Regions from separate parts of the Homo sapiens genome. Here region 2 is linked to region 1. The links are chromatin contacts, found by Hi-C in ENCODE. All regions are on one chromosome and are shown on one strand. The core of a region is the stretch at or near the end of the contact, and the rest is flanking DNA. Distances in the headings are between cores, read along the strand shown.

The links. Hi-C counts contacts between places; a loop is a spot of excess contacts on that map. Pooled maps may share reads with other maps.
Region 2: a map with no recorded cell type shows a loop between it and region 1 (14-fold over the local background). The contact joins the promoter of LAMP3 here to the enhancer-like site in region 1. A Hi-C loop is called at or near these places in 2 of 37 single-sample maps with no recorded cell type and 4 of 50 pooled maps.

What each region holds. Positions count from the first base shown.
Region 1 is chr3:179,960,062-179,963,391 of GRCh38, forward strand. The region is part of intron 2 of PEX5L (peroxisomal biogenesis factor 5 like); the gene reads right to left. The region is part of intron 1 of LOC124909463 (a long non-coding RNA gene); the gene reads left to right. Among named protein-coding and RNA genes, the nearest start is that of PEX5L-AS2, 64 kb to the left of the region's middle. RefSeq lists a silencer at 1,853-1,902. Within about 2 kb of position 1,535, at least 2 of the 41 ENCODE cell types and tissues checked have a DNase peak (open chromatin) inside an H3K27ac peak, as active enhancers do.
Region 2 is chr3:183,161,195-183,164,524 of GRCh38, forward strand. LAMP3 (lysosomal associated membrane protein 3) reads right to left here and starts at 1,540. Exons shown (of 6, transcript NM_014398.4): 1 at 1,413-1,540. The coding sequence starts at 1,461. RefSeq lists an enhancer at 719-928 and a silencer at 1,541-1,750.

The sequences.
Region 1 (3,330 bases), core at 285-2,784:
CTCCCTTATATTTGTAAAGCTGAAGAAGTCTGTCCATCTACAGAACCTAGGGGGACTTGCTCTTTCCCTCTTTGTTCTCTTACCATTTGGATTCTCCAAGGGGCCAGCCTTGGTCAGAACTATGAGGAGGTCTCCTTCCTTGCAATCTATATCCTCTACTTCTAGCAGATATGCCAAAATATTTGTGATATATGTTATATTCTTACACATAGGCAGAAGGAAGAGCAAGAGCAAAGTGTGAAGGGAGGAAGAACATCAAACACTCGATGCTTCAAGGTGTTCAGTATGAATGGGGCATGAAGTTGAGGGGGCATTAGATAAGCACAATGAGGTAGTTAGGGGCTGGATGACAATGGACAGCCTGCAAGCCCAGTGGAGGAGTTTGCATTTTATTTGGGAGACAGTGGGAAACATTAGTTCTCACTATGTATTGGGTGCTCACCAGTAAGCTAAGCAGTGTTGGGGTCCATGGGGTATTGCTACTGTTGTTCATAAAAGTCCTGATCCAAGGGTATGATTTTAACTCAAGTTCCTTGGAGTCTGGATGCAAAATTAAAATGGCTCATTCATCTAGACAAAAACAAGTTGCTTCCTTTTTTAAAAAATGCAAAGTTTACAAGGTTTTACATTTTTAGCTTAAAAATTTAACAATATCTAACCTGTTTATGAGCTCAATATGTTTTATCTTGTAGTAAATGATTTGATTAATGAAATCCATCAACTTATGCAACATAGCTCATTTTTTTCAGGGACTACTCCAATAGTTCATAAAATTTCATGTGTCAATTTTGGGGACACATTTAAAGTTTAAAGAGAGAAGCTGAGAATGCAGGGAAGTGATAACTGAACAACCCTTGACTGGAAGAAAACAACTTCTATGCTTAGTGTTTTTCTACAACAAAATTAGTTAATTATTCACAAATTATACAAATGAGATAATTTTGTTAGAAAACAAAGTGATGAATGAATGTTTTTTCTATTCAGAACATCCAGCACAAAGCCTGGATGGTACATTCTCTCACCATTTCCATTTCTTTAATAAGTTACTTATTCATATATTTCAAGAATGAGATCATTTGGCCAAAAAATACGATGAGGAATAAATAACAATTGTATTGAATGATCACTTGTGTATGTGTATGTGTGTGTGTGTGTGTGTGTGTGTGTGTTTCCTAGATCACAAGACAGGAAGGAAGTGGTACCCATTTCAACTGGGGGTAAACCATGTGAAAAATTAAACCAAAAATGGAAATGACAGAATTCTAGAGTTGTTTTGGAGAAAAGGAAGAAAGCAATGGAGCATAAAAAAAAAAACAGGTTTGCAAGAACTGCATTTCTGTCAAACCTTATATATGCAGTGTCAGAATAAGAGACACGTTCCAGAGGCAGGGATCAGAGAGTGGTGCTGAGCAGAGAAGAAAAGACATGCACTGTAAAGTCTGGATGGAGAGAAGTAAAAGCGCAACCACAGAATGACAAGGTCGGGGCAATGGCAGAGCGTGGGCATCTCAGTCCAAAGTCGAAGAGAAAAAGGGAACTTTACTCTGTAAACTCTCCCTGTTGTTTAAATATGAAAATAAGAAAAATATTTTGTATGGTCTTCCTGATCCTTTGTCATTTTTATTATAAGTGATAAAATTGAATTTATAACATAAATCATTGAGGGACAAATATTTCCACTCACAACTGGTTTTCAAAGCCCTTCTGACAATAGACGCTGATTCAATCAGTAATCACCGAGTTCACCTGCATGGTTCATTAGACAAAAGCACTGGCAGCTGACTTCAAAACGGATGGGCCTGAAAGCTGAACTGTCGATACGGTTCACAATCACCATGGCCAGTTGAGGGGGAGATGATAAACTGAACCAGGTGGAGAGGCCCTGAGAGATGAGCTGTAGAAAAACCATCTGTGTCAACAGGGAGGAAACACTTTGTTAATCCCAGAGTAGTTTAGGAGATTTCAAAGTTTACTTTAAAAATCTTTAATATCTATACCCTGATGGATACTGGGAAGATGTCACAAAGTTTGTGAGAACCATTTTATGAAGAGTTAGGAGGTATCTAATATAAACATCTTTTTATAAAAATCTATCAGACAAATAGACTTTTAGCTGTGCACTTGAAATACACACTTTTCTCAAATGACTATTCTGGTTTGATTACTATGCTTATCTTACCAACATGGGACATTTGGAAGAAAGGAGAGGAAGTATCATAATTTAGAAAGGCAGTTACAGGAGTGGCTGAATGAACTCAAGACTAGAGGCTGCAGATCCCAAGTTCAAATATTGCCTGTGATGTGAAGTAACCTGGTGAACCCAGTCAAGTTACCTTTTTACTCCAAGACTTGCTTAACTTATTTTGATTATAACAAGTAATATGATTAAGCTTCTTAGAACAATATCTTTTCATCAAAGTTTATCTATACACCTAAGTTGTTCCTTAAGTGCTATCACCATAATCATACACACTCCTTCCCCTATTAAGGTGACTAGAAATGGGTTCCATGGGATGGAATTTTTAATTTTTTAATCCACTGGATTAGATTATCTTCTGAAATTCCTTCCAGATCTAATATTTACAGTTCTTATTTTGATCAGATGAACCTACTTAAAAATCAACAGCAAAAATAAATAAGTACGGCAACACTCCTTCCACAATAAAAGGCTGAATAGGTTTCTTTTCAATTTCTCTACCAAATGGCTGAGTCTAATTTTAAGTACTACTGTCTCTGACTGTTACTTTCATATATAACATCATTTTTACACTCAACCTGTCAGCTCATGTCATTTCAATTATGCATTTGTTTTCTCACTGACTAAACATTGTGCCAGCACTTCTCCCTATTAGATTAAAAAGAAAGAAAACATGGGCTATTTGAAAATGACTTAACAGCAATACATTTTTCCAGCTTGAAAGTCTAGTATTTTTCTTTTATGCTGCATGTAATGAACATAGGCTGAATATTAATATCTTAAAGTAAAGATACCTGATAGCATTTCAGATATTTGTTGAACTTGAGATGGTGACTCATGATGTCTCTCTTGGTGATTACAGTTTTTAACTGAGCCCTGTGAGTTAGTTGCATTACTGCTTGGAAAACTGGGGAAGATGGACTGGTAGAGGAGAGCTAGGTGTGTGCTTGTTACTCAACAATGCTAGAACCTTGTTTACTCACAGAGATGGCTAGGCTGGCAAGAGCAGAAGACAGTAAACACAGTCCTGCATAGGTAGAAACATCAGCAATGCCTCCTGCTCATAAATAACTGCCCTACTCATTTTATCAAATGGGGATTTTTTACATTTTAAATTGGCCAGTTTTCTTTGG
Region 2 (3,330 bases), core at 290-2,789, 3.2 Mb after region 1:
CTGGGAAGGGTCAGGGCAAGGGTTTGAATCCAGTTCCGTGCCACCCCTCAAAGGCCTCCACCTCTGAGGAAGAAACCTCTGATGCATCCTTCACCTAGCTCACCTCTGAGAATTTGTAGCTCAGAAAGGAACCGGTAATGTGGGCATTTTCTCTCCACTTGCCCTTGCATTTGTCAATACTCACTGTATTTTTATTTTTATTTATTTATTTTTTTTGAGACAGAGTCTCACTGTTACCTAGGTTGGAGTGCAGTGGCATGATCTTGGCTTACTGCAACCTCCGCCTCTTGGGTTCAAGTGATTCTCCTGCCTCAGTCTCCCGAGTACCTGGGATTACAGGCGCCCACAACCATGCCCGGCTAATTTCTGTATTTTTAGTAGAGGCGGGGTTTCACCGGTGGCCAGGCTAGTCTCGAACTCCTGACCTCAAGTGATCCGCCGGCCTCAGCCTCCCAAAGTGCTGGGATTGCAGGTGTGAGCCACCACGCCTGGCCTGTCAATACCATTGTGTTTCTGAGCCTATCCATCCATTCAAGGAGCGCTCACATACAGGTCACTGTGGGTTACCGCTAGGCTGAGATTGTTTTGCTTTTTTAATAGCTTGCCCTGTGGAGCGTGATGATGACTTCCTCTTCTGTCCCCTAAAAGAACCTGAAACTGTAAGTGTGAAAGTGTGGCGCAGGGGAGAACTGCCTAGGCAAGGGCAGCTGGCACGACCCTTCTCACCTCTTCCCTAACATTCCTAGCATTCATGTTACAAGCAAGGGCCACCGCGCCCCCTGCTTGAGCATGTTAGCCGGGCGGTAGGGACGGAGACAGTTCTCTCATGACGTTCGAGTAACCAGGAAACTTCATCACAGGGACAACACCACAGCACCCGAGGACTCAATGTCTAGGGGGAAAAGCTCTGGAGAAAGCGGAGGGTCGGATCATAAAATAATCATAAACTCAGCGTCCCAGACGGCATCTGGGATGGGAAGTACAATGATCATTTAAAAAAAAAAAAGTCTTTGACACTCTTCCTACACCTTTCTGAAATGGCACAATCTGTCAGACCACATCTGATGCAAGGAAAAGCAAGACAGGAGCGCTTTTCCCGGATAACAAAGCCAAGACTCCCATTCCTAAACCCTAGCTCAGGTCTCCATCTCTTAAATCCGAGTGACCTCTACAAACTCTCCCTGAGAAGGTGTCCAGAACCCTTTTGGAAGCGAGGGACAGTGTCACTGTCTTTGGGGTTGACACCTGCTCTGAGTAACTCACGGAAAACAAGTTCCAGCTGGGAAGCCCTTGGACGCGCCACACCTCCCTACCCGCAGCCCGTCCTGTGGCGCCCGGGACTCCAGAGTGCGTTTAGATGAAAGGGGACCGACACGTCAGGGCCACCGCGGGAAGCGCTGAGGGCCACTCACCGGCCAGGGACGCGAAGAGCGCGGCCGCCGCGCTGAGCTGCCGGGGCATGGTGGGCGCTGGGCGAGGTTCTGCAGCGTGCGGCGAAGTCCGGGCAGGCCCCGAATCGGTGCCAGAGAAACCTACCTGTGCCGGAGAAACGAAACCACCTGCTTATGAGAAGCAGCCGAAAAGCCCGCCCAGGGCCGCTGGGCGGGGAGGGAAACTCCGCCGGCCCCCTCCTACCCCTACGGAGCAGGGAGGGGCGGGGACTCGGCGCAGCCGCCGGGGCCCGGGCCTCTGGGACCGTTTACCGCACGCGCGTGGTCCCGGCAGCGCCGGCCTCCTCCGCTCATACCCTGGGTCTCCTCCTTTCTTTTTCTTTTCTTTTTGAGACGAAGTCTCGCTCTGTCGCCCAGGGTGGAGTGCAGTGGCGCGATCTCGGCTCACTACAACCTCTGCCTCCCGGGTTCAAGCGATTCTTCTGCCTCAGCCTCCCGAGTAGCTGGGATTACAGGCATGCACCACCACACCCGGCTAATTTTTGTATTTTTAGTAGAGACGGGGTGTCACCATATTGGCCAGGCTGGTCTCGAGCTCCTGACCTCGTGATTCGCCCGCCTCGACCTCCCAAAGTGCTGGGATTATAGACGTGAGCCACCGAGCCCGGCCAGGGTCTCCTCTTTTATTTCTTTTCTTTTTATTTCTTTTGTTTTGTTTTGTTTTGTTTTGTTTTTTGAGACAAAGTCTCGCTCTGTCGCCAGGCTGGAGTGCAGTGGCGGGATCTCGGCTCACTGCCCTGGTTCAAGCGATTCTCCTGCCGCAGCCTCCCGAGTAGCTGGGGTTACAGGCGCCCGCCACCACGCCCAGCTAATTTTTGTATTTTAGTAGAGACGGGGTTTCACCCTGTTGGCCAGGCTGGTCTCGATCTCCTGACCTTGTGATCCGCCCGCCTCGGCCTCCCAAAGTGTTGGGATTACAGGCGTGAGCCACTGCGCCCGGCCCAGGGTCTCCTCTTTTCTAACAGCTCGGGTACCTTTCTGGGAACCCAGAGACGCTTCTCAGCCGGGAGAAAGCCAGCCACTAGGCGAGCAGGAGCCTAAAAACCCCTAAGCACCCTGACTCCATGTCTTCCCAGGGAGTCTGCGGCAGCCGCGCTCCACGCCCAGGCCTCGCCAGGACCGCGGTTTGCGGGAAGCAACAGGAGCACAGCCCAGAGGCGCTAGGTCTGGCTGGGAGCTCGCGCTGCCGACTCCCCGGCGTGCGGCGTCGGGGAACCTCTAGGAGCCTTGGATTCTTCAGCTGTAAAACGGACATAATAATGCCCACTCCCAGTGTGTTTTTTTATTTTCTTTTTTCTTTTTCTTTCTTTGTTTTTGTTTGTTTGTTTTTGTTTTTGTTTTTGAGACAGGGTCTCACTCTGTCGCCCAGGCTGGAGGGCAATGGCGTGATCTCGGCTCACTGCAAACTTGGGTTCAGGCGATTCTCCTGCCTCAGCCTCCACAGTAGCTGGGATTACAGATGTGCGCCACCACGTCCGGCTAATTTTTTGTATTTTTAGTAGAGACCAGGTTTCACCGTGTTGGCCAAGCTGGTCTCAAACTCCTGACCCCAGGTGATCCGCCCGCCTCGGCCTTCCAAAGATCTGGGATTACAAGCGTGAGCCACTGTGCCTGGCCCCAGGTGGTTTTACAGACCAGAAAATCCTGGAACAAAAAACACACAATATCGTTTTTTTTTTTTTTTTGGAGTCAGGGTCTCGCTCTATCACCCAGGCTGGAGTGCAGTGGCGTGATCTCGGCTCACTGCAACTTCGACCTCCTGGCCTCAAGTGAGTCTCCCACCTTAGCCTCCTGAGTAGCTGGGACCAAAGGCGCGTGCCACCACGCCCAGCTATTTTATTTTATTTTATGTAGAGAGGAGGTCTCGCTGTGTTGCCCA